Linked DNA regions of Homo sapiens: region 1 is linked to region 2. A link is a loop called in an ENCODE intact Hi-C map of the cell type or tissue named here. Cell type or tissue: dorsolateral prefrontal cortex. All regions are shown on one strand. Links, peaks and the distances in the headings refer to the core of each region. The heading gives the core; the rest is flanking DNA.

Region 1 (4,390 bases), core at 118-4,117, 63 kb before region 2:
GGGGGCTTCGGCTTCCTGCTCAGGAAGTTGCTCAGGGAGGGTCCATGGCGGCCCAGGGGGTCATCAGGCGGCATGAACCTGGAAAATAAGCACAGGGGCAACTGCAAGACCACCTGGGATTTGCCACCAGCACCTGTACAAAGGGAGCAGGCCCAAGTTCCCCAAGAACACCAGGAAGCATTCGGCCCCGGGCCCACCATCACCCAGCAGGATGTCACAGCATCTTAAAGCAAAACCTTCCCTTCACACTGAACCCCATGCAGAGCACACAGCACAGCTCTGGCCCTCTTTGGGTGTTTCTCCTGTTGTGGTTCAAGCCAGCAGTGTCAGAATCACCTAGCAACTTAAAAATGCAGTCATCTGAGTGCAGTGGTTCACATGGGTAATCCCAACACTTTGGGAAGCTGAGGCAGAAAGATCCCTTGAGCTCAGGAGTTCAAGACCAGCCTGGACAACATAGTGAAACCTTGTCTCTACAGAAAGCAAAAAAAAAAAAAAAAAAGAAAATTAGCCAGATGTGGTGGTGAATGCCTTTAGTCCCAGCTACTCGGGAGGCTGAGATGGGAGGATGGCTGAGCCTGGGAGATGGAGGCTGCAGTGAGTCATGATTGTGCCACTGCACTCCAGCCCCGGTAACAGAGTGAGATCCTGGCTAAAAAAAAAAAAAATGACAGCCTCCGAGCTTCGCGCAAGACCTGCTTCATCAGAATCTGAAGTTGTTCAGGAATCTGCACAACTGGGAGATTGAGGTGGGCAGATTGCCTGAGCTCAGGAGTTCACAACCAACCTGGGCAACACGGTGAAACCTCATCTCTACTAAAAAATACACAAAAATTAGCTGGGCATGGTGGCGGGCACCTGTAGTCCCAGCTACTGGGGAGGCTGAGGCAGGAGAATTGCTTGAACCCGGGAGGCGAAGGTTGCAGTGAGCCGAGATCATGCTACTGCACTCCATCCTGGATGACAGAGTGAGACTCCTTCTCCAAAAAAAAAGAACTTCCCAGGTGATTTTTATCCAGGAAAATGAAAGTATAATTGCTCTAAGGGCTCCTCTGGCTTCCCACTGTCCTCAACAAAAGGTTAGAAACCTCTATGAGGTTAACAGCTCCAGAAAAGCCAGGAGTGGTGTCATACCCCTGTAGTTCCAGCTACTAGAAAAGCTGAGGAAGGAGGATCCCTGGAGTCCAGGAGTCCAGCCTGGGCAACAGAGCTAGACTCTATCATCTCTAAATAAACAAACAAACAAAAAACAGTTCCAGAAGGTTTCAGAGTTGTATGAGCTCCTTGAGGCTTAGGTCCCATTTCTCCTGTGTTTCACCCCGTGCCAAACACAGCTCTGGGCTGTGAACCTCCAGGCGAAGAGATTCAATAGGAACAGGGAGTTTGAATCAGTGAGGAAGTGGATCCCAGGTGCTGCCTGCACATACAGCCACCTCGCAGACTTAACCTCCTCCTCTGCGCACCCTGGGGGCACAGGGTCTGGTCTTAGTTTCCTTGGCTGCCCTGCCCCTGATCTGCCCTTCTCTCCTCCCTGGCATGGAGCCCTAATGAGGAAGGGAATGCATGCTCAGAGTTCAACAGGGAAAACCCAATTCCTCAGAAGGAAAACGCCCCTCGCTGAGTGAGGTCCACTTTTTACATAAATACTTTTGTTCCCAAGGCCACTTCCAGGTCATACAAAGGTTCTGTAGAGAGGTTGGGATTGTAAATCAAGGAGAAGATGTTTTATGGGTTGCTGTCCCCCTAAGAATCCAGAGTCATGCTGAAGTCCCACTCTGCAGAGAGCTGGGTGATCCCCGGCCCTGTGTGGCCTCCATAGCTCAGCTCCCAGCTGCACAGCCGGCTTCTCAGAATTGGGCCTTGACCAAGAATCTGGGGAACCGCCCACTGTGGTTATTAAACGTTCCCAAAGACTTCCTCTCCTGCTCTCTCAGGAGCAGGAGCTGTGCCAAGAGGGCCCTGTGGACGTGCCCGGGGCACCAGGGCAGGCGCCCTCGCTCACAAGCGGGCGGCAGGTCCTGCCTCCTGGCAGGCCCTTAACGGAGGCCAGTGCGTCAAAAGGACTTGGCTCCCGCCCCAGGCTGTCATCAGGCCAGAGATGGCCATGTCCCTGAGAGCTCAGTGAGGATTTCTGGAGCCCATAGTTACCAGACTAGCCAGATTCCTCCAGGCTACAGACGGACAGTGAGAGCCGCTGGCCTTTTGTAGCTGGAAATGACAATGGGGGCTCCTGCAGGGCGCTGCTGCCATGCCTCTGGCCCTCCACCTCCACGGCTGCAGGGGCAGTTGGCCTTGGGGACCACAGTACCCCCTGCTGCACCATGTCCTGGGAATAGCTGCTACCACTTCTGGGGCACAATTCTCTCTAGTCCTCACAATGATCTCAGAGGTGACATTATTAATCCCTTTTCAAGGTGAAGAACATTCAGCTCAGAGAGGTTGAGTGGTTCCCCCTTGACTCCCAGCCAGTAAGTGGCAGGGCCTCAGATGGAAACCTCACCTGCCCTCTCCAAAGCCCCAGCCCTTTCTCAAACACCACACTGTGTCCCTGGGTCCAGAGTCAGCAGCTGCTCAGCCGTGTGCAAGCAGCCTAAGCCCAGACCTCTTTCCCCATCGACCCTTCCCCAGCCATAGCCATTCACTCGGTCATTCCTTTACAACTAGTTACTGCACCCCTGTGGGCCAGGCGTGCTGGAGACACCGCACGTAAGACAGATACAGTCCCGGCCCTCACAGAGCTGAGGAGTTTGTCTAAAACCACGTTCCAAAAAGTCAGTCAGAGAGCCCAGAATGAGGGCCAAGCTAACACTGCCTGGAACAGAAATGGAAATGGGAGCAACAGCCCAGCTGGCTGTGCTCTGTCACACGCTGCTCGGGTCTCCAGACCCTCATCCACCTTGCCAGTGTCTGCCCTCACCATTAGCTGAGTGGTTTGTGCCTGTGGCCCTGTGTCCCTCTCTGCCTCCAGCCATAGCCGGTTGGTCTGGGATGAACTGACCCAAGAGGCCTATTTCAGGGCTACATGAACCAGCCAGGTTCTCTTGAACATTTCAACCCAGAGTCAGGGCCAGGCAGGGGGAGATATTTACAGCCCAGAAGAAAAGATTCTGGGCTGGGCTCAGTGGCTGACACCTAAAATCTCAACACTTTGGGAGGCTGAGGCAGGAGGATCGCTTGAGCCCAGGTGTTCAAGGCTGCAGTGAGCTGTGATCATGCCACTGCACTCCAACCTGGGCAATAGAGCAAGACCCTGTCAAAGAAAAAAAAAAATCTGTTGCCTACTCCCATATGTAATTCAAAATTTTGATTTAAAAAAAAAAAAAAGACAGCCAGGCACGGTGGCTCAAGCCTGTAATCCCAGCACTTTGGGAAGCCGAGGTGGACAGATCACAAGGTCAGGAGATCGAGACCATCTGGCTAACATGGTGAAACTCCATCTCTACTAAAAATACAAAAAATTAGCCAGGCATGGTGGTGCGTGCCTATAATCTCAGCTACTCGGGAGGCTGAGGCAGGAGAATTGCTTGAACCTGGGAGGCAGAGTTTGCAGTGAGCCAAGATTGAGCCACTGCACTCCAGCCTGGGTGACAGAGCAAGACTCCATCTCAAAAAATAAAATAAAATAAAATAAAATAAAATAAGACAAAAACCTGAAATAAGTGAAAAGCAATACAACAAAGTACAGATCTTTTCCATGATGACTATTTCAATATTCTGAAGTATGCAATTCTGTTTTTTTAAGTTAGTGGTGCCCTAAACACATGCTTGCATGCTTGGCCCACCTCTTGGGCTTCTCTGTGGTGTGTCAGATGTGGCCCTGGGAACAGCAAGGTCAGAGCAAAGCAGCCCACCTATTGGGGACGTGCCCGCCGAGAATGCGGACCTGGGGGAGCTCTGTCTGAGGGGCTGGGTGACCGGGTGACCCCAAGCTCCTCCACCTGGTAGCAGGCGTGGCCACTGCCTCGACCCCGGCCCCCCGCCCCGCCGCCCCCCAGGGTGTCAGGACCCCAGCCGGACCTACCGGTCGTTGACGAAGGAGAACATGAGCAGCCTCTGCTCGATGAACCACTTCCACTCGGGGTTCTCGCTCTGCAGGTCCCGGTAGTTGTCGTTGGAGACGATGACGCCGTCCTGCTCGTAGGCCACCTTCACGATGTAGCGGTCGTCGTAGCAGACCAGGCGCTTGCCGTGCACCTTGCGGGACGGCGTGTACACCAGCACCGCCTGCCGCTCCAGCTCCGCCAGCACGTGCTGCTCTGAGGGCGGGGCGACGGAGACGCGGGTGAGGGCCCAAGGGCACCGCCCCTGAGAACCACCCCCAACGCGAGGCCACCCGCTTCCCGGGCCGGTCAGATGAGGTTTTGAGGGGAGCGGGGAAAAAACACCAGTT
Region 2 (4,390 bases), core at 63-4,062:
AAGTTATTTCCTTCTCCTACTTCTATTTTTGATTCTTCTTATTAATAATCTATACTTTCACTAATTTCTCTTTCTCTTAAGGCCCATAAAGTAGATGCCACCATGCCTTCTTAACTGACTTAAGACAATTTATCTGCACATCAGACTATCCCCTAACAGCATTTCTCTCTTTTGCATCAACTTCAAAAGGCTAGAAGCTACACTATTCCATATAAGTATATGTGTGGTTGTTTCAATTAATTAAAATTAAAGAAAACTTAAAATTCCCCTTCTTCCAGCTATAGTTATTAGTAATAAGCCTAAATTTAATTTCAAAGATTTGGTAAATAAATATCAAATGTATTCCATTCATAACTTTTATGATTTTGAGCTTTCAATCATATGCCCTTGAATGTTGATCTTTTCTGACCAAATCTCAGCTTCTTATTTGGTCTGTCTGCATGTGAAAGCCTCTCCTTATGCTGATTTTATCAGCTTTCTTCAGACTTTATCCAGTTCTAACACCTCACAATGCTTTATACATTGCAGACAATCAACACATCTTAAAACATGAATATAGACCAGGTCAACCTGATATTCATCTTTCTTGATGAGTACTTGGAAAAGAAATGTCTACATATGTAGAAAAAAAAATCCCTGAAATACCAATAGAAACTAGGAAACAAAGACACCATTTACCAGAAAGAATCACAACAGAAATAACTCTTGCAATGTGTGGAGTGATATATTTATAATGGGAAAAATTAGTGAACCAATTTAAATGTCATAATATAAACAGTATGTTTCATTACTTTTTACATGTCTCAACCTAAAACTTGGAAGAACCTGAAGTAAATGGTCAAGTCAATGGATTTCTTTTTAATCCTACAAAAGTGAACTCTTGCACTCAGTAGAAGCCCAATAAATATTTGTTGTTGAAATTACAATATACTATACCGAAAGAAGTAACCTAACATTGTAACAGAGAACAATAGGATTTTGTTATCTAGGTAAGGAAGTTAAACATAACAGCAGGTAGCACAAAGGAATCAGCTTAGCAATAATAAATTTCAGATTATGAGGAATAGAAAACATTACAATTACATATAGAAAATACAAAGCTAGTGTTACAGCTCTTTTAGAATTTGTCTAGTAGGCTTTCCGGTTTTTGCAGGAAAGCCCCCCCAAAAAGAAAATACAAATCTTACCTGAAGATCTTCTGAGAATATGATAAGTAGGAAAGTACTTAACCTAGAGTAGGAAAGTATTAATAAAAGAATTAGGCTACAGATTTCTTTCAACCTTAACTTTCTCCATACACTAGAGTATAGTGAAAAAGCAAAGTATATGTAAGATCTTGAAAAGAGATAATGATAAACTAAGTTACTTCCTCACAAACAATCTGGATTCAGGAAATTTGTCTTCTATAGCTTTTGTGACTTTTCATAACACATCACACAGTACTCTACACATAGCAGATGGTCAATACATATTAACTAACTGATTCTTGGTAAGGATACTCCTGTTTGGGCTTTACTTTATCTTTCAGAACCAAATTAGGTGGTTTATCCTGTTCTTTTTCATACTCCTTGAAATCACTCTTGGTGTATTTCCCACCTATTTATTAAGAAAAGAAAAAAAGAGCTTAGTAAAAAAACCACCTAACCAAGAACAATAATTATTTTATAAAAAGCATAAGAGCTATTTTATAAATGGCATATATCGAGAGACAGAGAAAGGGAACAAAAGAATCATAGTAATTCCATCTCCATTACTAATTTGAAATCAGACATCCATTTTTGCTAGGTAGCCACATGCTGCCACCTAACGATATATGTGAATATTACAACATCAAACTTTCAAATAAATTACACACAAATGCCGTGTTCAAGTAGAGCCATTGAGCCCATGAGAACATTAAGTCCAGTGGAAAACTGAGGATTTGGGACCTGAGTTTAAGATCTGAAAGACCTAAGTTTGAGAGAAGTGAGACTTTAAGAGACCTTTTAAAGATCTAACGAGATAGTGTGTGCCTGTAATCCCATCTACTCGGGAGGCTGAGGCAGGAGGATCGCGTGAACCTGGGAGGCAGAGGTTGCAGTGAGCCGAGATCGTGCCACTGCACTCCAGCCTGAGCGACAGTGCGAAACTCCGTTTCAAAAAAAAAAGATTTAACAAGAGATACTCTGCTAAATGGCAACAGAGCATCAGGCAAATAGAAGAGGGCAGGATGTGCAGAAGATCACCAAACAGCTGTGAGAGGAGAGGGTGGGTAATAGCACCAAAGACAAACTGTCTCTACTTTGAAATTCTAACTTAGGGGCAACTTCATTCCTCCCAAGTGCCAAAAATCCCCTCAGGAAAATAGGACCTACTGCTACATCCTAACTAGCTTGGTAGGGCTAGAAAGGAAGAGCATTCAATGCAGCCTCTCTACTCTCAACTCTAGTCTCCTATCAGATGAGAATTCAATTTTCAAGTCTCCTACCAGATGAGAATTCAATTCGCATCCATGTCCCAGACCTGTTGACTGCCCTGCCTTTCCTATCCCTCAACCACACCACTAGGAAATGCTGTTTGTAGAAAGGCTTCCTACAGAAGGGTCCTAGATTAAATGTAGAAGTAAAACAAACTGGAGGTACAGACAGAGGTTTTGACTGAGAATCCTATGTGTACCTTGATTGTCAGGGTTTTAAAGGGGGACCCATAGGGTAAGCAAAAAAGACAAGATCAATCTATTTGGCAATTCCAGAGACTCCAGAAACAAAAGTGGCCAGCAATGTTTCCCATAAATGTGAAACAGTCTACTGCAAGAGTTAAAATAACTGGTAATGGTAACAAACAGCCATCATTTATCATTGAAAAATTATTTGCCATCTGCCTGCCATTAAAAGTCTCACTATGGATGAAGCAGTTACCGTATAACAGAAAGGGCACCAGATTAATGTAAGAGGTTCTTGACTGTAGTGGGAGGTCCTAGGTAAGACACCACTTCTCTGCAATTCATTATCTTTATTTACATTATCTTCATTTATAAACTGAAAATAATACCAACATTTCACAGAGTTGCTGGAATCATCAGACTATAAAGGAAAGTTCTTAGTGCTGTGAATGGCACATTATACACATTAAGTTTATAAATGTGAATCAATAACATATATAATTATCTCAAAATTAACTGAGAATAATAAACTGTATGTTTATGATGGCATATACAAAACCAAAGCTTCTCCCTCCTATGTGACATTTTATCTTAGGAAAAAACATGAAGAAATTTATTTAAAAGTCACAAGAAAGTAGTAGTATTTATTCAATGGGTGGATGGGTTGAGAAGAAGACAGGATTGAGAGGGTAAAAAACAAACCAAATGTAGGGTCTGTCTAAATCATCTGTGTATGTGACTCTAGGTAAATCACTTCTCAAGATTATGCCTCAAATTCCATATCTATAATGAGGAATTATAATATTTATTTCATACACTTCCCAAATGATACAATTAAACTAGCTCTTTGGAAGCAGAGCTCTACATAAGAGCCACCTGGCATTACTACTGGCCAGAACTACACTGCATCAGGCCAGCAGCTCACCAACACTTTGAATATACTTACTGGAATCTTTCATTCACAAAGTTGTAATTTTCATATGTGGAAAAAAATCTTAGTGCTTCAATTTAGGTTTCACAAATCACTCAAACAGCACTGTCAAAAACTAGCCATGTGTTCTAGGAGGAGGTAAGGTTTCACAGGAGAAACTAATAGTACATGGAACTCCAATCCAAGTCACCCTCTCCTTTATCACAGAGATCACAGCTTCCACTCAACATTCCTTGCCTACTTTAGTCACATTAATAATTTCTTCCTTCTCTGAACTCCCATAAGGTAACAGAATCCACCAAACAATTCAGCAATTCACAACTAAATAGTGTTTTTCTTTCTTACTAAAAACAGACAAAAAAAACAGTTCATTAAAAGCATGGGAAATAAGTGTTATAGAAAAAGAAAGTAACCCTGAAATTCCCAGTAAAATTTAGCATTACATGTGAGTAACTATCAAAGTGAAACCTGTTAAAAACACTGCATCAAAAACCAAAAACTCGTATTATTTCAACATATGAGAGACCCAACTTTTAAGACTGACATGCTACGAGCAATGTATTTGACATATATGTATGTGTATGTGGGAAATGTAATATGTACAAAGGTGGAACATACTGCTATGGACATGGAAGAGTAAAAATTTAGAAAACCCATTAACAGGGCTGGTTCATTTTATATACTGATATGAACTGATCTCTTAGATACACTGTTAATTAAAAAATGCAAGGTACAAAAACAGTATGTATAGCCTGCATCCTTTGTTTTATATTTTCCTTTTTAAAAGGAGAAAATCATATATATATATATGCACATAT

What was found. Peaks named below come from ENCODE experiments on the same cell type or tissue, not always from the same donor. Only the 100,000 strongest peaks of a DNase experiment are listed, where the experiment ranks them.
Region 1: a loop joins it to region 2, with 2.1 times the contacts of the local background. A loop is called at or near these places in 26 of 110 quality-filtered maps.

Annotation. Positions count from the first base shown.
Region 1 is chr6:149,452,645-149,457,034 of GRCh38, forward strand. It overlaps ZC3H12D (zinc finger CCCH-type containing 12D), which reads right to left. Exons shown (of 6, transcript NM_207360.3): 4 at 4,022-4,256; 5 at 1-78. Among named protein-coding and RNA genes, the nearest start is that of ZC3H12D, 30 kb to the right of the region's middle. In dorsolateral prefrontal cortex, for the core only: no CTCF peak of the experiment used is centred there; a DNase peak (open chromatin) is centred at 2,077; H3K4me3 peaks cover 724 bases; H3K27ac peaks cover 1,387 bases.
Region 2 is chr6:149,515,855-149,520,244 of GRCh38, forward strand. It overlaps PPIL4 (peptidylprolyl isomerase like 4), which reads right to left. Exons shown (of 13, transcript NM_139126.4): 11 at 1,500-1,596. It also overlaps the pseudogene RNU7-3P. Among named protein-coding and RNA genes, the nearest start is that of PPIL4, 28 kb to the right of the region's middle. In dorsolateral prefrontal cortex, for the core only: CTCF peaks have their summits at 1,795 and 1,995; no DNase peak of the experiment used is centred there.